2 separate regions of the Homo sapiens genome follow, and region 2 is linked to region 1. A link is an interaction called in ENCODE POLR2A ChIA-PET data of the cell type or tissue named here. Cell type or tissue: PC-3. All regions are shown on one strand. Each heading gives the region's core, and the rest is flanking DNA. Links, peaks and the distances in the headings are about the cores only. Region 1 holds the start of NOX5 (NADPH oxidase 5). Region 2 overlaps PAQR5-DT (PAQR5 divergent transcript).

Region 1 (10,314 bases), core at 4,133-6,632:
ACACTTTATTCAGAATAGCTTTTTTCTGAGCCAGAGTCTTGCTCTGTCTCCCAGGCTGGAGTGCAGTGACACAATCTTGGTTCACTGCAACTTCCGCTTCCCAGGTTCAAGCAGTTCTCCTGCCTCAGCCTCCCGAGTAGCTGGGATTACAGGCATATGCCACCATGCCTGGCTAATTTTTGTATTTTTAGTAGAGATGGGGTTTCACCATGTTGGCCAGGCTGGTCTCAAACTCCTGACCTCAGGTGATCCACCTGCCTCAGCCTCCCAAAGTGCTGGGATTACAGGCATGAGCTACTGCACCCGGCCAGAATAGTTTCTTTTTTTTTTCACCTTCAGCTGTTTCAGAATTCTTGGAAAGCTATTTGGCTATGTCAAAAGGCTTCAGAAAGTTAATACTTCCTGGTTTTGTTGTATTAATACATTGTGCAACCATCACTACCATCTATCTTCAGAACTTTTTTCGTCTTGCAAAACTGAAACTGTATGATTAAGCCGTAACTCCCCATTCCCCTCTTCCCTCGGCCTCTGGTAAGCACCATTCTACTTTCTGTGTCTATGAATTTGACTCCTCCAGGTACCTCATGTAATTGGAATCATACAATATCTTTTCGTGACTGGCTGTTTCACTTCAGTGCTGCCCATCTTATAAGTTCTTATTATTTTTTTAATGCATGTTTTTCTTTCCTTTCTTTTTTGAGGATTCTAAACATGCTTAAAGTCTATGATTTTCACTTCTTAAAGTATGAGTTCTTCTCCCTATTTTTGGTTTGATTGGCTGTCTTTCTTAGCATTCTTGATATTCTTTTTCAGATCTTTTGGAATGCCAGCTTACTGGTTCACCTTGAATGGTAATTGTGTGAGTGCATGTGTGGGTATGCATGCGTGCATGTGTGTGTGGAGGCATGTGCATGTTAGTGTTCAGTCCTCATCTAAAAGTTTTGCGGTAGCTTTCACCCCACTTCCTGGGCTCCCTAGTTCAATTCTGGCTTTGTATTGGTGTCTCAAGGCTCCTGTCCATGGAAATCCTGAGGCTATTGTGGGTCCAATCACCAAGGAGCAGTTGGCCTAGTCTACTTCTTCACTATCAGGCTTTGTGAATTTCTTCTTCTCTCCTAGATACAAGATATAAATCATTGTCCCAACAATGGCCAGTCCTAGCTCTTTTCAGTGCTCTGCCATAGGCAGGGTCCCCTCTGTGGAGGGTGCATGGCAATATATTCAAGCTTATGTACAAGGCATTTGAGGTCGAGGAATGGAAAAGTACCGAGGCACTGTGTGCATGTTGTTTGTGCATGCGACTGAAACTCCTTGACCCTGAAAACAGGGCAAGGAAAGGAATGTGTAGTAAGGAGCGCTGAAAACAGCCTCCTGAGACTATGGTCTATGTGTATTTCCAAGGCCATATGTGCCTCATGGCCCAACTGCAAAGAGCCGCCTGGTGGATGCCTTTTGTTTGAATTGTAGTTTAAACAAGCTCTCTCAATAAATATTCGGTGGACAGACCTTGGAGCGGCACTCTCTCAGAGGAGCTGCTCCCCGCCCTGCTCAGCTGGAATTGTCTGAGTACTTCATTCTTGGCACTCACTGCAGCCACAAGCTGCACCCTCAGATGAGGGGTTCACATCCCTTCACCTGCAGCAGCCTCTACTTGCCTCTGGACTTGGAGCTGCGCAGAACTGTAGCTTCAGTTTCACTTGCCATTGCATATTTCTGCCTTATCTCTGGTCAATAGAGATGTTTATCTGTTTTTCAAGAGCAGGCAGTCTTTTAAACCGGGCGCGGTGGCTCACACCTGTAATCCCAGCACTTTGGGAGGCCAAGGCAGGTGGATCACCTGAGGTCAGGAGTTAGAGACCAGCCTGGCCAATATGATGAAACCCCATCTCTACTAAAAATTCAAAGAATTAGCTGAGAGTGGTGGCAGGCACCTGTAATCCCAGCTACTCGGGAGACTGAGGCAGGAGGGTCGTTTGAACCCCAGAAGTGGAGGTTGCAGTGAGTCGAGATCACACCACTGCACTCCAGCCTGGGCAACAAGAGCCAAACTCCATCTGAAAAAAAAAAAAAGACTTTATCTCTCATCGCTTTGTGTATGGCACAGATGGGGAGGTCTCAAAGGGTGAACTCAGAGTAAACTTGATGCATCTCAACCAGAAGTCCCGAGTGACCACTTCTTACTTTTCTGGCTCCAGCTTGTGGGTGTGAAGGAAGGGACATTAGCATGGATGTACCCCTTTGGCTGACTGCAGGGTCTCAGGCTCCCTCAGCCAACTGTCAGTTCTCCCCAGCTATTTCCTGGGTAGGCACCTCACAGGCACTCACAAGCCGGCCACTCACATCCAGTCACTCTGACAGCCTTTGGAGGGGATCTCTTCTTCCATTGTCCCATAGTTTGTGTCTCTTTGGAAAGCACCTCCCAGTGCAGGGGCTCTCCCCTGGGCCTCCAAAATTCACGACCCCTGAATAACCAAATAATACCAGAACCACACCAAATTCCCTGCAAAATTAGGGAGAGCCCCCCACCTTCTTTCTTCAGGGTCTCAGATCAGAGTTCCAGGGCAAAGCTGGAGAAGAGACTCACACTCTCCCTTGTTCCCCAGGAACTATCTGAAGCCCCCCAATCCAACTTCCTCCTTAGTGGCAAATCGGCCTCAACAAGGCAAACTAGCTCAGGCAAGTGAGCTTGTCAGACACAACCCCACTCTGAATCCCACGCTGGGCTACCTTCTGCATGCAACTGGAAATAAACAAACATTCCATTTTAGCAGTGATTTTAATCTGGGCAAGTGGATTACACCGATTTTTACTCTTTTTTTGTGCTTTTAGGCTTTTTTTCTAATTTTTAAATAATAATAATTATTATTTTTTAAAATCAAGATGGGGTCTCACTCTGTCACCCAGGCTGGAGTGCAGTGGTGTGATCTTGGCTCACTGCAGCCTCTGCCTCCTGGGCTCAAGCGATCCTCCCATCTCAGCCTCCTGAGTAGCTGGGACTATAGGTGCACACCACCACACCCAGCTAATGTTTTTGTATTTTTGGTGGAGATGGGTTTTCGCCATGTTGCCCAGGCTGGTCTCGAATTCCTGAGCTCAAGTGATCCACAAACCTTGGCCTAATAATTAATGTTTATAATTTGTGTAATTATAAAAAAGTGTCATTGAGAGAAAAAAATCTCTCCTTCCAAAAGTTTTGTTAGAAAAAAGACGCTTTTAAAAATACATTTTCTGGCGAGGTGCGGTGGCTTACACCTGTAGTCCCAGCACTTTGGGAGGCTGAAGCAGGTGTATCACTTGAGGTCAGGAGTTCGAGACCAGTCTGCCCAACATGGTGAAACCCCACCTGTACTAAAAATACAAAAATTGGCTGGGCCTGGTGGTGCATGCCTGTAATCCCAGCTACTAGGGAGGCTGAGGCAGGAAAATCACTTGAGTCCAGGACACGGAGGTTGCAGTAAGCCAAGATCATGCCACTGCACTCCAGCCTGGGCAACAGAGTGAGACTTCGTCTCAAAAAAAAAAAAAATTTTTTTTCATGTTTATTACTTCCCTTTAAAAACTTGCATTTTGTCCAGATACTAGGATATGAACTAGATTGTTGTCAGAACTTTGGCAAGTATTGATGTGTTGCTCCATTGCTTAGCATTGCTTACTGGCTTCCTAGCTCCTAGGTAATCCTAGGCCTTTAGCTCTCTTCCTGCCAAATTTGTCATGACCTGACTCCTGCTCCCTGCTCCAGTTCTGCTTTCAAATGTGTGCGTCTCCAGGTCATTACCTGAACTGCTTATAGTTCCCAGGACACAGAATGCATTCTCATTTCATGCCTTTCTACACGATCTTCTAGCTGCCCAGAATGTCCTTTTCCGTTTCCACCTGGCAAACTCCTACTCATGTTCTAAAACCCACTACAGATCAGTCACTTTCACTGGGAAGTCTCCTCGGTTCTCCCTTCCCAATGCTGTCTCACAACACACTTCTGTATCTTCATTTACCATGCTGGATTATCTTACTTGTCTCTGTGTATACAATCAGGGCCTGGATATAGTGTTTCCTAAGTATTTGTTGAATTGAGGCAGGTTTATTCATTCCACAAACATACATGGAATGCCCATGATATAGTGAGCACTGTGCTAGTTTCCTGGGATTCAAAACTAATGAGGCACAGATCTTGCCTTTAGGGGCTCACAGTCCAGAGGGACAGAAAGAGACACACACAGATAGTTACAATTACAGTGGGTACCGGCAGCTCTGTCTCACATCTTCTCATTCTTGCTTTTTTCCCTTAACTGGCCATAACTTGAAAGTATAATTCATATTTACTGCTTGGCTTATTTCCTCAAAAGAATTTTCTGTTTCCTACATATTATTCCTGAACTGATTTAATGAAATGTGTTTGTATTTCTCTCTTTACTTTGCCAGGAAAACTATTGAAACAGTCAAAGTAGCCTCCAAAATTGCTGCTCTCCAGGCATGGGAGCACCCCATTTCCAGAGATTACCAAAAGATCACTGAAATTCTGTAGAACTTGTCTTGGGACTGGCCCCAAACAAATGAGAACTGGCTGAATCTGTGGGTAGAAAAATATGTGAGTGACAGCAAAGAGGCTTCCAGTGAGCCCCTGCTGGTTCAGAAGACTTGACATGGCCAGCACCAAAGGATCCCTTTAGGGTACCCCCACCATGAGCCACATACTGGGAGAAATTTCTTGTAGCACTCTGCTTTAAAACAAAACCATAATGATAACTAATCATTTCCCTGATTTTGGAAATTAACCAGAGACATCTAAAATCACCACTAGGACATCCCAATCTGCACCAGATGGCCAGGGTTATCAGCCAAAGCTGATCTCTTTCCAGGCAAAACAAAAAGTATAAACACTTTGAATTTTAATCGCAGAGCAGTATTACCTAAGTAATTATACAATTTCCCTTAAGTTTAAAACAAAATAGCTTGCAGGTCCCACTTTTTTCCCTAGGCTCTATGGGCTAGGAACCTCTGCAGGTGACTGTTTCAATATAGTTGTACACAATATGTTGAGACTGAGTATAGCTCCATGGGTGGTTAACTATACAATCTCCACAGTCAGCCCAATGTAGTTGTAAAATTTGTGCTGAGCCCACTGGACACATTACTTCACCTCTCTGTTTCACTTCCCTAATCAATAGAATGATGCCAACACCCACCAGATAGGGCTGTGTTACGAATTAAACTGAGCAATACGTGCAAAGTTCTTAGCACAGTGCATGGCTCAGAGTAAGTGCTTAAACATTTTTGTTGATAATTGATATTATTGTTATTGGCGAAGTCTTGCTTGACTTATAAGCAGGGCCTGCCTGGAGTTGTTGGTGATTTTTTTCACAGTATGTTCCTAGATAACCTAGCTTCACCATAGTATTTTTGAGGAAAGGAAAGAGAAGATACTGGGCCAGATGGAAGACAGCTCATCCTTCCTAATAAAACTCTTGCCCCATTGCATTCCATGCTTCCTGGTTGGGATTTTTCTAGACCAACTCAGCCACCAGTTTTATGAGGGACTGTGGGTGTGAGCAGGTCTTTAGGAGTCAGGAAGAGGAGGAGTCAGGGGGGTGGCTACACAGTGCAGGCAGCTCAATGGACAGCAGTCTTTCTGGGACCTGTGATCTAGAAGACAGGAGAAGATGAACACATCTGGAGACCCAGCCCAGACGGGCCCTGAAGGCTGTAGAGGGTGAGTGGCTCATTTGTCCAGCTTTCCATGCCAGGGACAAGGGAAAGGTGGGATTATTTGCCTTTGTGGGATCTACAAAAGGTAACTGTGTCTGCCTTGGGCAGAAATCAGAAGATCTGAGCTCTATTCTTGCCTTGCTACTAGCAAGCTGGGCAATCTTGGATAAGTCACCAGCCCTCTCTGGGTCTGTTTTCTCATCTGTAAAATAAAGAACTGGCCAAGTCAGTGTAATAGCAATACCCAGCATTTGTACAATGCTTTCCAGTTGTACTTTTCCAAACAGCATCTCATTTGGTCCTCATAGCCCTTTGTTGGAGAGATGCTTGTGGGCTGGTCATTCAGCTGGTGCAAAGCAAGGCTGGACCTAAAATCCTGGTCTCCTGGGGTAAATTCTGGCCTCTGGTGAGCACATTGTTCCCCTTGAGCTCTGAAATCTGAAGATTCCCGCTCCTTCCTGCTACCTACAGTGTTACCTTCCTTCCCACCCTATTCCCTCACCACCTAGATCACTCTGGCTGTCCCAGTCTCTTCTCAGCCCCTTCCCAGAGTTACCTCTCCCCTTGCACAGGCCCACCACACTGATCTTGTTTCTGAAAAGTGGGAGGTGAACAGCAGATACCTCCTCCCTGCCTTCCCTGCGTTAGCACTTGCATGCAGCCCTTTTTCCAGAATTCTCTCTGCTTTGTGGAATGCCTTCCCGAGGGTCCCGAGAGATGAAGAAAGTGGAGGCTGTTTAACCCCTAGGGCAGCATTTCTCCAGGTGCATGGGTGGGTCACCCATGCGTGGGTCACAAGATCCGGGGTGCAGGTGAAATGTGCAGATTCCTGCCTCCTCCCCACCAAGGTTGGCGAGTCAGAATGCACATTTTTACAAACTCTCATGTTTCTGGCAAGAACATATTGCAGTTTGGGAACCACTAGTCATTAGGTGAGTGCTCTTTTGGGCCGTGGAGGGCTGCCTTGAAACCACCAAAGGGTGGCTATAAGTCAGTGGGAGGTGTGAATGTCTTTGGGGGGGCAGTGATGGGAAGGCGGCTTCAGCTCAGGGACATGAGAAGCAGGCACTCGAAGCTTGGAGTCTGCACAGGCAGTGAACGCCCATCAGTGAAGGTCGAAGCAGAGTCATTGTTGGGTCGGGGGTGGGGAGAAGTGTGTGGGGCTGGGCCCAGGACAGTGGTTCTCTGGGGCTGGTGTGAAAAAACCTAGGAAGCTCTTAAAAGAGGCTCCTTGGCTGATGTTGAAGCCACGAGGGATGAGAAGGTCTGATGCGAAGCTCTCTTCCTCTTTTCCAGCTGTGGGCTGCTTCTGGTACACAGGGATAGTAATAATACCTACCTCACTGGGCTGCACCAAAGACAGAAGGGGCCAATATACTAAATAAAGTGGCTGGCACACTGGAGGGCCTGGAGCCCCTGCCTTGGGAGCGTGCAGGAGCTGGCCTATCTCAGTGGGAGGCTGGGTGGGGGCATTGCCCTGGCCCTTGACACTCCCAGCTACAGGTTCTCTCCATGCCTCATCTCACCCCCCTCCTCCACAGTGAGTTGGGCCCTGGGAGCTTTGGACTGGCCTCTGGCAGGGGCTGCCTGGAGCACCCTCCTTGCTGCCTGCAGCTCCAGTGACTTACTAGGACCACACATTTATAGGCGAGGAGAGAGTGAGAACCTAGACAGGTGGTCCGCAAGAAGAACCTGAGGAGTCTGAAGCCTGGGACTTAGGCCTGGCTCTGCCCCAAGTCAATGCAGGGGCCCTGAGAGGACATCTGTCTGTGCTCCCTGTGGGAAATGGGAATCCATCTAGGACTTGCTGACTTGGAAAGTGACGTGAGTTAATAGGCATGAAAAAGAGAAGAGAAAGGTGTACATACCTAATCATCATGTGCTAGACAGACATCCTATGCCCTGTCACAACTCTGCAAGGTGAGCTATCACTAACGCTTTTAATAAATGAGGAAACTGAAGCATGCATGCACACACACACATACACACACACACTAAAGCATATATGACATATGCATATATATATATACATACATACATACACACACTAAAACATATATTTGTAAACCAAAAATAAAAATCTAATCCCCTCAGCCATCTGAATGGACCCCTCCTCTCAGCAAAGGGCATTCCAAAGTTAGCCTGAAAAACTAGTTCAGGCCATCATGGGAAGGAGGGACCAGACATGCCTCATTATACTCTCCTCCCTTGTGGGATTACTGATAGAACAGACCCTTTAAGTCTGATGAGAAACATTTATACTCTATTGTCTTTGAAGCCTGCTACCTGGAGGCTTTACCTGAATGACGAAACCTTGGTCTCCATAACCCCTTATTTTAACATAGAAATTTCTAAGTATTTATTTATTTATTTATTTATTTATTTTCTGAGACAGAGCCTCACTCTGTCACCCAGGCTGGAGTGCAGTGGCGTGATCTTGGCTCACTACAACCTCCACCTCCTGGGCTCAAGCAGTTCTCATGCCTCAGCCTCCCAAGTAGTTGGGATTACAGGTGCATGCCACCACACCAGGCTAATTTTTGTATTTTTAGTAGAAATGGGGTTTTGCCATGTTGAACAGGCTGGTCTCGAACTCCTGACCTCAAGTGATCCATCTGCCTCGGCCCCCCAAAGTACTGGGATTACAGGCATGAGCCACTGCGGCCGGCCAGACGTTCCTAAGTCTTTAGACAAAAACTTAATTCTTTTAACCAATTGCCAATCAGAAAAATCTTTGAATCTACCTACGACCCGGAAGCCCCTGCTTCCAGCTGTCCCACCTTTCCGGACAGAACCAATGTACAACTTACATGTATTGATTGATGTTTTATGTCTTGCTAAAATGTACAAAACCAAGTTGTGACCCAACAGCCTTGGGTATATGTTCTCAGGATAGCTTGAGGGCTGTGTCACAGGCCATTGGTCACTCGTATTTGGCTCAGAGTAAGTATCTTCAAGTATTTTATAGTTTGACTCTTTGTTGATATATTTTATACACACACACACACACACACACACACACTCAAATACATGCCACACATATATAGCATAAGACACATGCCTATAAAGAGGTCAAACAGAGAAACAGAGGTCAAATAACTGGCACAGGATCACCCAGCAGGCACGAGGCACTTTAGAAAACCATGGAAGTGCTGTCTGAGGGTTTCTTTTCACTCAGTAATACCAGCGGCTCTGAGAATGCTTGCTAGAATTCACACTCCCAGGGCCCAAACCTCAGAGCTTCTGGTCCTGAAGATCTGGGGCTGCAGAGAATGTGCACTTTCAACTCTTGAGATGATGCAATTGTGGGCGGTCCATGGACCGGACCGCACTCATGGAGCCCCAGAGGCGCCGGTTGCTCAGGCATCCTAGGGAAACTCCAACTCCCATTTGGGTTTCAGAGAAAGAGGAACAAGCAGCAGGTGGGATTCCTAGGGATTGGCAGGGAGAATGGGCAAGGAGGCTGCAGGGCCAGGCCTGGGGACCGGGTACTTGCTCAGGCAGGTGAGAGGCAGCTGGCGGAGTTGGTGTGAGCCAGCAACAGACTCTTTAAGTCTGATAAGAAACATTTACACTCTGTTGTCTTTGAAGCCTGCTACGTGGAGGCTTTACCTGAATGATGAAAGCTTGGTCTCCATAAGCCCTTATTTTAACCTAGAAAACGCTGCTCTGATAGGGAATTACAGTTAGCTGGGACACAACCTAGGGAGATGCTGACAGTGCACCTCTCCCACCAAGTGAGGACCACCCCCACCCCCACCCCCACAAGACTCTTTTGTGTTACTGGACGCCCAAAGCTGGGAACCGTGCTTCAGAGGGCGGATTCTCATCTGATCAGTGGGCTGTACCTGTTGAGCCACTTGCCTCACAGGTGTGTTCTGGGATGAGGTTGTGCCGTGTAAAATGTTTGTTTTACTAAGGTATTAATTTGCTGGGGGATAAGAGGCCAGTAACACCCTTGATATCACCTTTTGGAGAAGCTGCCCTGGGGAGCCACATCCCGGGCCAGAGCTCACTGATGGCACAGGATTAAAGGTCAGGGGATGGAGAGGGATTTTTTGTTTGCTCTATTCTATTCTATTTTATATTTTATTATGTTATAAGGGATGGGTTCTCTGTTGCCCAGGCTGGAGTGCAATGGTGTGATTAAAGTTCACTTTAGCTTCGACCTTCTAGGCTCAAGCCATCCTCCCACCTCAGCTGCTAGAGTAGCTGGGATCACAGGTGCATGCTATCATGCCTGGCTAATTTTTTAAATTTTTGTAGAGATGAGGTTTCACTATGTTGCGCAGGCTGGTCTCAAACTCCTTAACTCAAGCAGTCCTCCTGCCTCAGCCTCCCAGTGTATTAGGATTACAGGCATGAGCCACCACCCCCGGCCTTGCTTGCTTTTTAATTGTCATACCCGGCAGTAACGAGGTACTCCCTCCTCCTCCCGACTGGGATGGTCAGAGGAGGCCCAGTGGAGAGTCAGGACTTTGCCCACTGCCCACCTGCCATGGAAGGGGGCAGGGAGGGATGTAGGTGTGGCTGTGAACCGGCAACTTGAGAGAGTCTTGTGGTGGAAAGTTCTGTATCTTGACTCTATCAATGTCAGTATCCTCTTTGTGA
Region 2 (10,314 bases), core at 6,103-8,602, 280 kb after region 1:
TGTTCTCATGGGCTCCAAGCCCATCCATGCCACAGATGTTTATTGGGTATCTATAGCCAGGCTCAGCTCCAGGGTCTGGGGACCCAGCAGGGGCAATCACAGCAGAGCCCCTGCTTTCAGGGACCATGCATTCTAACAGAGGAGTCAGGCAGTAGACATATCCACAAATCAACAAGCCCATTCATACTTCAGAACCTGCATTTTAGCAAGATTCTCCAGAACAGGTGAAGGCACATTAAAGTTTGAGGCCCACTGCCCTACACCAGTGGTTCCCAAAATGTGGTTCCCAAGCAGCGGCTCTCCTAGGAGTTTCTGAGAAGTGCAGCCTCTCAGCTCCAACCCAGACCTACTGAATCAGGAGCTCTGTGGGTGGGGCCCAAAATCAGTTGTGTCCTCCAACTGATGGAGGGCCCTCCAGGGGATTCTGCTACAGTCCCATAAAGGGCTACTCAGGGCTAGGGACCACATCTCATTTATCTTGCTATTTGTTAGTTTCCAATTGTAGCAATCACAAATCACCACAAAAGTAGTGGCTTAAAGCAACACAAGTGTATTATCTTATCGTTCTGGAGATCAGAAATCTGAAAGCAGTTTCGCTGCGCTAAAACCAAGGTGCTGGCTGGGCTGTGTTCCTCTTGGAGGCTCTAGGGAATGGTCCCTTTCCTTGCCTTCTCCAACTTCCAGAGGCCGATGGCATCCCTTGGCTCATGGCCATATTGCTCTGACCTCCACTTCCGTCGCCACACTTCCTTCTCTGACTCTGATCCTCCTGCCTCCTTCTTAAAAGGACGCTGTGATTACATTGGGCCTACCCTGATAATCCATGATGACCTTCCCATCTCAAGATTCTTAACTTAATCATATCTGCAACATCCTTTTTGCCATGCAGGGTAACATACTCACAGGATCTGTGGATCAGGACGTGAACATCTCTGGAAGCCATTATCTACCCCACACCATCTCTCTAGCACTTAGTACACGGCCTGTACAGAGCAGATGCTCGGCAAGGATCTGGAGAAAGAAAGAATGAATGAATAAATAAACAAAGAAATCAGGAGCCAGATGAAGCCTCCCCTTCTTTCCCCCTGAGCCCTGGCCCACCTGTGAGCATCTGACCTGGATCAAATGCTCCAGGTCAAAGGCGATGAGGCCCCACAGTGCTCCCTAACACATGAGTCCTTCAATTCAAGGTGGGGCTCAGGGTTGAGGCTTTGCCCTCAGGACCGAGCTCCACAGGCAGCACCAACCAGGCAGTGGGGCAACCAGGCCAGCACTGTGGAGGTCAGCAGTGAAGGGGCTTCTGGGGTCCTAGCTGGTAGGCATGGTGTATAGGGGCACCAAGAGAACATGGGCTTTTGGTTGAAGTCCTGACTCAGCCACTTGCCAAGTGTGTGAGCTGGAACAAGCTACTTAACCACTATGAGCCTCCTTGGTTACTTCCTCCTGCATATGGGATGGTAACAGCAGCCTTGCCAGGTTGTCCTGAGAATTAGAGGACACGAAGTACCTGGCCCTGGAGTGGTGAATGAGCGTGGAGATGCTGCTGCCGGAAGTAGGGTAAATGGGAAGCTGGCATTCGGACCTGCGCTTGGGGAGTGGGCTGGGTGCTGGCTTTGATTCTGGCTTGCCTGGAGATCAGTCTCCCGCCCTGAGGCCCACTGGCCCCCAGCCATGACGAGCCTGGGCATGAATTACCTTCTAGGTTTCACACGGTTCTTCCTCTCTGTGTGATACGCTGACTCTCTTTAGTCATTCAGTGCAGGAGAACTGAGCTCACAGAAGGGAGGAGTCATTGGGGGTCCTCCCTGCAAACCCCAAACTGGGACAGAAAATGCTCAGGATGTGGATGAGGAAACCTGGGCTCTGACACTTACCAGCTTCCCTGACCCTTTAAATCTTGGTTTCCCTGTCTATAAGCAGGGATCTGCAATCTGTCCCTCCTCCCACTCCGCCCCTGTGGCAAGGACATGCCGAGGAGGTGAAGGAGTATGCGACCTTGCAGGATGGAGGGAGCAGAACCTGGGACCAATAGAAAGAGGCTCTGGCTGGAGACTTCTGATTGGGGGTTTTGATAGTGAGCCTGAGAAAGGGTTGTTTATCATTAGTTAGACCTGGGAATATTATGATAAAGACGTTAATGTTCTGTAATTAAGGCTACCAGCTTGAGGCTAAATTAAATATTTACACAGCCCTCGATTATCTTCTTCCTCTCTTTTGCAACTCCCTCTCCATGCTAAAATATTTAGCAGGGATTTCAGAAGTGTTCTCAAATCCAGCTACGGTTCAGAAAGTTACTTAATAGCCAGGAAGTTTGCAAACACTGCTTTAGTAGATTCCCAGTGGCTGCTACTGTCACTGGAGCCCAGGATAATCCACATGGCTCATCAGATGGGGGTGTTAGATGGAAGCTTTTACACTTGGATTTTTACAACAGAACCAAAATAAACTGCGTAGGGTAGGTGTGAGACAAGCTGGACCCAAAGGGACTCTCTAATACAAGTGTCAGAAACTGCCCCCAAAATAACTGCACAAAAATGTTTAAGGAGGAAGAAACCCCAGCGGGACAGGTGGCAATGAATGCAAGGTCAGCCTTTAATTCCTGAAGTGACAAGCAAGTCACTTGCCCTTTTAGGATCTTACTGTTCCTAGAATAGCTAATAGATTTCCGTGGTCCCTTCTGGTTTAATGTATGAAATGGACTAGAAGTACTCTATATTTCCCAAAAGAACAGTGGACAAAATGCCTGCTCCCCACATTATCTGAATATTCACCATTTTTGCCTCAAAGGCACGATCCTGTAAGAGCCTCCAGATTGGCTGGTTGAAGTGAATAGGAGTCCTGTTTTGAACATTAGCTATAGGATATATGTGGTGGTGAATTCAGAGCATATATGTTCAAGGAAGAATTATATCTATATTTAATTTTTGAAAATCTAAATGTACTCTCTGATTACTAAGAGAAGTGGTACTAAGAACCGTGTGAAACCTACTGGGTAATTCACGCCCAGGCTTGCCATGGCTGGGGGCCAGTGGGCCTCAGAGCGGGAGACAGCAACTGAGAACACAAACTTTGGGCCAGTCCTGATTTGAGATCCAGCTGTGTGATCTTGTAGACGTCACAGCCTCAACTTTCCAATCTATAAAATGGGATGGTGATAGACATGGAGTTTGGTGAGTACCACATGAGATACTGATCCTGCAAAGCTCTTGGCACCTAGCTTGTAGCAAGAGCTTGGTAAACATTGGCTGTTATTATCACTTTAAATCCTCTTATCAAAGTGAAGCCTTCCCTTCCCATGGAATGTTTTGTGTAAATCTGACTTCCACACCCTGAGCAGACTGGGTATGTCATAGGGTTCTTTGGCCTGCCCTGAGCTGCCCCACAGCCAGCAAGTCCAGCCCAGGCCCCAGGAGAGCAGCCAGGGAGAACTTCCTACGTCTTTTGAGCTGGGTGGGAACAGAGAACACAGCAAGGCTTCCTCAAGCCTTTCCTGAGAACACAACTTCAAAACGTCCACACCCAGATGTTAAGAAAGCCCCAGGCCCAGTGCCAGCCCCCTCCTCCCTGGAGTCAGCACCCTGTCTCAGCCCTAGAAGAGTCCATAGCCCTCCAGCCTGCTGCAGAGGAGGCTCAGGAGAGCGGCTGGTCACCTCTCTCCTCCCCAATCTCAGGGGGAAGACCCAGAAACAGAAGGTAGAAGGCCTGTGCCCTTGGCTGAGACCACCTGGGTTCAGCTCTCATACAAGCTGTGGCCCCTTGGCCCCCTTCTTACTCTTTCAAAGTATCCCCATCTGACCCTACAGATAATCCTTTTTTTTTTTTTTTTTTTGAGATGGGGTCTCACTCTGTCACCCAGGCTGGAGTGCAATGGCATGATTTCGGCTCACTGTGACCTCCGCCTCCCCGGTACGAGTGATTCTCCTACCTCAGCCTCCGAGTAGCTGGGATTACAGGCGCATACCACCACACCCAGCTAATTTTGGTATTTTTGGTAGAGACAGGGTTTCACCATGTTGGCCAGGCTAGTTTCAAACTCCTGACCTCAGGCGATCCACCCACCTTGGCCTCCCAAAGTGCTGGGATTATAGGCATGAGCCACCGCACCAGCCCAGATATTCTTAATATGGAGTAAAATACCGCCCAGAGAAAGTGAGGCTTGGAGCCTGAGTTGCCTGTAAGCTCTGCACGACTGTCTGCCCCTTCCTGCATTGCACAAAGGAGAGTGCACTGAGCTAGGAAGGCTGGTGGTCCTGTGGGTGGCTGTGTGGGGAAGGGGTCAGCTACGGGTGGTGAGCTCAGGGCCTTTCCTTGCCCATAATAAAATAGCTGTCACCGGCCGGGCATGGTGGCTCACGCCTGTAATCCCGGCACTTTGGGAGGCCAAGGCGGGAGGATCACTTGAGGTTAGGAGTTTGAGACCAGCCTGGCCAACATGGTGAAACCCTGTCTCTACTGAAAATACAAAAAATAAATCAGCCAGGCCTCTGGGTGAGCGCCTTTTGTCTCAGCTACTTGGGAGGCTGAGGCACGACAATCGCTTGAACCCAGGAGGCAGAGGTTGCAGTGAGCCAGGAGATCATGCCGCTGCATTCCAGCCTGGGTGACAGAGCGAGACTCTGACTCAAAAATAAATAAATAAATAAAATAAAATAGCTGTCACCCTGGCTGCAGTGTAGGCTTCTTTCAAATGCAAACACTCCAGAAAGACAGTCCATGTGAGGATCCATGCTCAGGTACACCTGTGCTGGAATAGGTGCATTCAAGAGGCTTCTCTGGATGTACAAGAAATTATTATCATTATTATTTCTTCATATAAAATATTTATTGCACAAACAATATTATAACACCACCACAAATAAAAAAAAATTACAATCCCCCAAACCTAGTAAATGGGCATTGGTTTTCTTTTTACTTTTGCAATTCCCCTCCATCTCTCATTCATACATACACAATTTTCTCATAGCTGGGCTCCAGCGCAATGCAATTTGCACCGAACACCATATCATCAGCATTTCTCCACGTTGCCACAGTCTTCACTATTAGCTTTTAACATGAGCATGCTTTGCTTACCAGCGCTCTGGAGCTGGGCATTTAGGTTGCTTCAAGTTTCTGGCTATTAGACATAAGGCTGAAACTTTGTTCAAAGGGCTTTTTCATTTTTTCAGGATTATTTCCATGGGCTACGTTCTCAGGTGTGTGATTGCTGGATGAAAAGTGATGATTATTTTTGTGGCTCTTGAAAGAGACAGCCTAGTAGAGGTTTTGCTTGGGGCTTGCAGACAGTTGGTACCTTAGGGTTGAGAGGGAGATGGGGTCAGGGAAGGAGTCTCTGTGCTTGCTGGGGCAGTGGAAGTTTTGCCTGGAGTAATCCTTAAAGGACTTTAGCCCTAAAGGAGAGGCAGTGGCTTCAGGCTGAGAGCAGATCCCAGAAGCTGCCCAGAAGATGCTCGCTCCTTCCCGTTCCTCCCTGAGTGGGGACAGCTTCAGCATCTGCAGCATCCACTCACTGGGAGAGGGGGCATGGGCAACAAGGAGAAACCCAGGGAAGCAGCAAGCACTGTGTAACTGATGGCCCGTGATTCAGACAGTAAGGGCAATTGCAATTGCTGCTGGGAAGAATCCACCACCATGGCTATTTGCTGGAGCGGCAGTAGAAGGCTCTGTGTGTCCACACATACATACATATTTATATGTCTTTGCTGTGTGCTGGGCCCAACCCAGAGAACTGTAGGAGCGAGATGGTAAGGAAGCAGCCGTGGCCTCGCCTCTCAAGGTGCCCCAAGAATCAAGCAGGCCGAGGTAGTTGGACTACCTGGGGGTCTCCGCCCTGGCTGCACATCAGAATCCCCTGGGAGCCTTAAAAGAGACGTGGGCCTCACCTCCAGAGATTTGAATTAAATAGCGTCGGATGCTAACTTGTTGCCAGGATTAAGAACCAATGGACCAGACGTTATGTTTTCTTATTAGAGCAATTATGGATGCAGGAACAGAGACCCTCTTAAGCTAATAGGATAAAACAGAAATTACTGTGGGTGACTGGGATGCATGCAGGGGAGGGTGGGCTAACCCCCCTTCATAGAGGCCTCTATAATCACCCTCCTCCAAGCCACCCCAATTAAACCCTCCACCTAAATGAAACAGGCTGCTTCTATCCTATTGTAGCTTCAAGCCCAGCCCCCCAGTTCTCCCTTTGCAAGCAGGGGGCTGCCCAAGAGGCACCGTGGACTCTCAGCTGCTGTAAAGATATTGCCTGGGCCTGGGAAGCTGGCACCGAGACAGAGGCAACCTGGATGCTGCAAGCCTGCTGGTCCCCTCACTGCATCTTTACTTCTCTGCAAGCAGCTTTCCTCCCTAGGTCAGATGGCCCTGAAGGCCTTGCTGAGTGTTCTGGTCCTTGATGGCTACTGGCCCTCAGGAGCCCACCTGGCACAGGGCACGCCTGGGGCTTCCTTCAAGTACCGGACATGACAGGCCCTTGTGATCTCTCTCTCTGGCCAAGGCAGGTCACCCTCCTCCTGTCTCAGCATCTTCCCCCTGACACACACTCTCCAAAGGCCAGCTTCCCATGCTCCACCTCCCTCAATCCTGCTCTCAAGACAGGGTCACACCTGGGGATCCATGCCAGTCACAGTGTCTCCTGCCCCAAGGGGTTCTGCCTGGAAGTCTGTGCTTTCCGCATGGAATTCAAAGCTTTGTGGCTCCCTGGCAAAGGGGCTCTTAGGACCTGGGCATCAGAAGAAGGGCTGGGGCACAGATGGGGTGAGAAGGGAGAACAGGCATTTTCTCTGAGCCTATTCACCGTAAGGGACATCTTTCCATAGGGACCCCATGATGGGAAGATGTTAGAGGAAGGGGATCCAGGGTCCTTTTGAAAGGCCATGGCCAGGCCGGGTGCGGTGGCTTACGCCTGTAATCCCAGCACATGGGAGGCTGAGGCGGGTGGATCACTTGAAGTCAGAAGTTTGAGGCCAGCCTGACCAACATGGTGAAACCCCATCTCTACTAAAAGTACAAAAATTAGCCAGGCGTGGTGGTACCTGAGTCCCAGCTACTCAGGAGGCTGAGGCAGGAGAACCGCTTGAACCTGGGAGGCAGAGGTTGCAGTGAGCCAAGATAGTGCCATTGCACTCCAGCCTGGGTGACAGAAAGAAAAAAAAAAGCCATGGCCAGACTGTGAGGTGGTAGGAAAGGGAGTTAGAGGGAGGTAAGTCCCCCAACTCAATGTCCCCAGCAAGGACCCTATATGTCTTTACCCTCCTTTCTCCTCCATAACATGACCAGATAGGAGAAGATGCTATAGGAGACCCTCTCTGACACAGTGAGAAGTTGAGGGAAGGATAAAAGGAAGAAACTGACCTTGCTGGATCCCCTTGTGCTGCCAGTGGGGGAAAGACACTGATGTCGATTGAACAGTGTCCCCAAAATGTATGTCCACATCCTAACTTCCTCTACCCGTGACTGTGATGTTGTTTGGAAAAAGGGTCTTTGCAGATGTACTTAAGCTAAGGATCTTGAGATGAGCTCATCCTGACTCCAGTGACTGCTGTTCTACAGAGACGAGAGGACACAGACACACAGAGACAGCATGTGAAGACAGGCAAGATTGTGTGATGCTGCCACGAGCCCAGGGATGCTGGGAACCAGAAGCTGGAAGAGACAAGGAAGGATTCTCCCTCTCAGGGTTATTGTGGTGACCACAGAATGCATTTGGAAGTGGCTTTGTAAACTGCAGAGTGATAAGCCAATTCAATATTTGGAGTTGTGTTTTATCTTCCAAAGGCCTCAGTAAACATTTGTAGAACTGACCAGTGTTGGATTGGGCATGGTGTCTCTTCACAGCCATGGGCAGAGGGACCATAAACGTAGGGGGCAGGGATGGGCAGCGGTCAGAGGGAGCCATGGAAGCTTCAGAGGGAGCACAACTCTGCAATGCCCCGACTTGGGACTTCTGGCCTCCAGGACTGAGAGTAAATAGTTGTCGTTTGAAGGTGCTGTGCATGATAATTTGTCACGGCAACACTGGGAAACCACTGGCAACATGGACCCCTTATCTGGATACAGTGGCAGAAAAGAAAGCTCTGCAAGAAGTTCCCGTAAAGCATGTCCTTGCCCTTAGTGCCCATTTCCTCCTCTGTCAAATGAGGCAAATACTTCCAGCCCTGATGAGATAATGGCCTCATCAGCAGGGCAACTCTGACGGTGTGGGTGAGGCTGTTCTAGGTTTCGCGCTGCCAGGCAGCGCCTCTCTCCTAGCCTCCGTTTTCTCATCTGCCAAGTGGGGCAGTAAGCCCTGCCCTGGTGACTCCATTGCCAAGGAGAGGGGAGGCGTGAGCGGACTTATGGATTGGGGTAGAGTTGGGTGCCAGGGGGCTGAGAACACATGTGAGGGACCTGAATCTTGCCATATTAACTAAGGGCGATGGTTTCTGTAGTACCGTTTCTGCTATCCAACAAGGCCTTGTAAACAAATATAACGTCTGGGCCCACCCAGGAGGAGCTGGTGAGTGCCTGAGGAGTAGATGGCCAGTGGGGATGGGTGAAGAACACATAGAATAGTGACATCTGATATGGCGCCCCTTGAACACACAGGCAAAGGAAGAGATGGGGCATTTTGAGTCACATGGATTGGGGTAGGACTGTTTCCCCCCAAAAAGGCTTTTTGAGTTATGTTGTAAAGATGTCAGAGGGAGACTCACATTTAAGACTGAAGCTCTCCTTCCTTCACACCCTTGCCAGGACTCCCTCTGACCACCCCAATCCCTGCCCCCCTCCGTTTGTGGTCCCTCTGCCCATTGCCATGAGGAGAGTGTCCAATCCAATATCAGTCAGTTCCACAAATGTTTACTGAGCCCTTTGGAAAATAAAACACAACTCCAAATATTAAATTTACTTAGCACTCTGCAGTTTACAGAGCACTTCCAAATGCATTCTGTGGTCACTACAATAACCCTGAAAGGAAAAAAAGATGATTATCTCTCACTCCACAAAAAAGAAACTGAGGGTCAGAGAAGAGAGACAACTTGCTCAAGGCCATTTGATTGGAGGTTGCCTGACTCCTGGAGCTGCTCTTCCCCGTCTCCTTGCTGCCTTGCTGTCATGTCACCTGCTGTCTCACTGGGTCATTTGGGCGTGTGCCCCTCGCACGCCTGTATCTTCCCAACTGGTGTCAGCTCGAAACCCTCTGTGGTCTGCAGTGCTCAGCCTGGCTTTCCAGGTCTGGGCAGCTCCCTCCTTCCAGATCCTGCCTGTGATTCCAGCTCCTTTCCCTTGCTGTACAAAGTTCCCACCTCTGCACTTTGCCTCACTCTTTCTTCCTGCCCACTGGTACGTATCCCAGTCCTTCCCACACTTCAGGTCTCCCTCGGCTGCACAGGAGGCTCAAATCCAGCATAGATTCCTGAAGTCCTGGGTCCAAGTTCTAGCTCTGCTACTGACTTCTTGTGACTGTGTGACCTTGGGCAGGTCACTTTCCCTCTCTGGGCCTCCATTTCATCACTATGAAATAGGAGTGTTGAACACAATACTCTAAATGCATCTCCATGTGGTCTAAGTACCCCCCTCCCCGGCCCCTCCCTGCCCTTCCCCCTCCTCTGATCATCCTGTGTGCTCACCATCCACAATCCCCTCTCCTGGCTCCACATCATTCTCCAAAGGGTTCATGTTCAATCATTCAGTTAGACTTTAAACTCCCTAAGAGCAGAGGAGGGTGATTTTGGCCAAGATATGCAGATCGATTCATCAGTAATCCACTGACCACCTCCATTTAGGTTGGGAGCCTCTTTATCTTCCCTCTTTAGTTTCTTCAAGGTGCACACACAGATACCTACAGCAGGCAGGAATCCAGGTGGGGCACCAGGCATCTCTGCTCACCTTGGCTGCTGGTGGTGGGGTGCCTGCCTGTGCTGTGCATGCTGCAGCTTTGGCAGGGTGGCCAATCAGTCCAGTGCCAGCCTTTGCCTCCCAGAGAATGCTTCACACCCTATTCTTCCCCCAAACCCATCACTGGCCCAGACATCAAAAGCACACATCCCTGTGCTATTCCCCTTCAAAGAGCTTCATATCTAATATCTCACTGAGTCCCCCGACTAGCCTTGGAAAGGCAAAGCAGGGATTATTAATCTCCATTTTGTAGATGGTGAGGGTCTTGTCCAAGGCTACTCTGAATTCAGCATAGAGCTGGGACTGGGCTCCACTCTTGTGTCCAGTCATTCTTGTCAAACTCTGGTCTGTGGAATATACATGCCTGCCTCTGTGTAGGCCCCAGTCTCTTTCCCTTTAAGAACTTGGGTCTGAGAGGACAAGCGCATGTCGCAC

Evidence for each region. ChIA-PET counts read pairs that join two places held together with the same protein. Peaks named below come from ENCODE experiments on the same cell type or tissue, not always from the same donor. Only the 100,000 strongest peaks of a DNase experiment are listed, where the experiment ranks them.
Region 2: POLR2A ChIA-PET joins it to region 1 with 7 read pairs; 3 of 35 experiments call an interaction of 5 or more read pairs at or near these places.

What each region holds. Positions count from the first base shown.
Region 1 is chr15:69,009,079-69,019,392 of GRCh38, forward strand. The region is part of intron 2 of SPESP1-NOX5 (SPESP1-NOX5 readthrough); the gene reads left to right. It overlaps NOX5 (NADPH oxidase 5), which reads left to right and starts at 5,617. Exons shown (of 16, transcript NM_024505.4): 1 at 5,617-5,707. The coding sequence starts at 5,658. RefSeq lists an enhancer at 6,724-7,225. In PC-3, for the core only: no CTCF peak of the experiment used is centred there; a DNase peak (open chromatin) is centred at 5,523.
Region 2 is chr15:69,287,519-69,297,832 of GRCh38, forward strand. It overlaps PAQR5-DT (PAQR5 divergent transcript), which reads right to left. Exons shown (of 3, transcript NR_184010.1): 2 at 904-1,011. Among named protein-coding and RNA genes, the nearest start is that of PAQR5-DT, 6.1 kb to the right of the region's middle. In PC-3, for the core only: no CTCF peak of the experiment used is centred there; no DNase peak of the experiment used is centred there.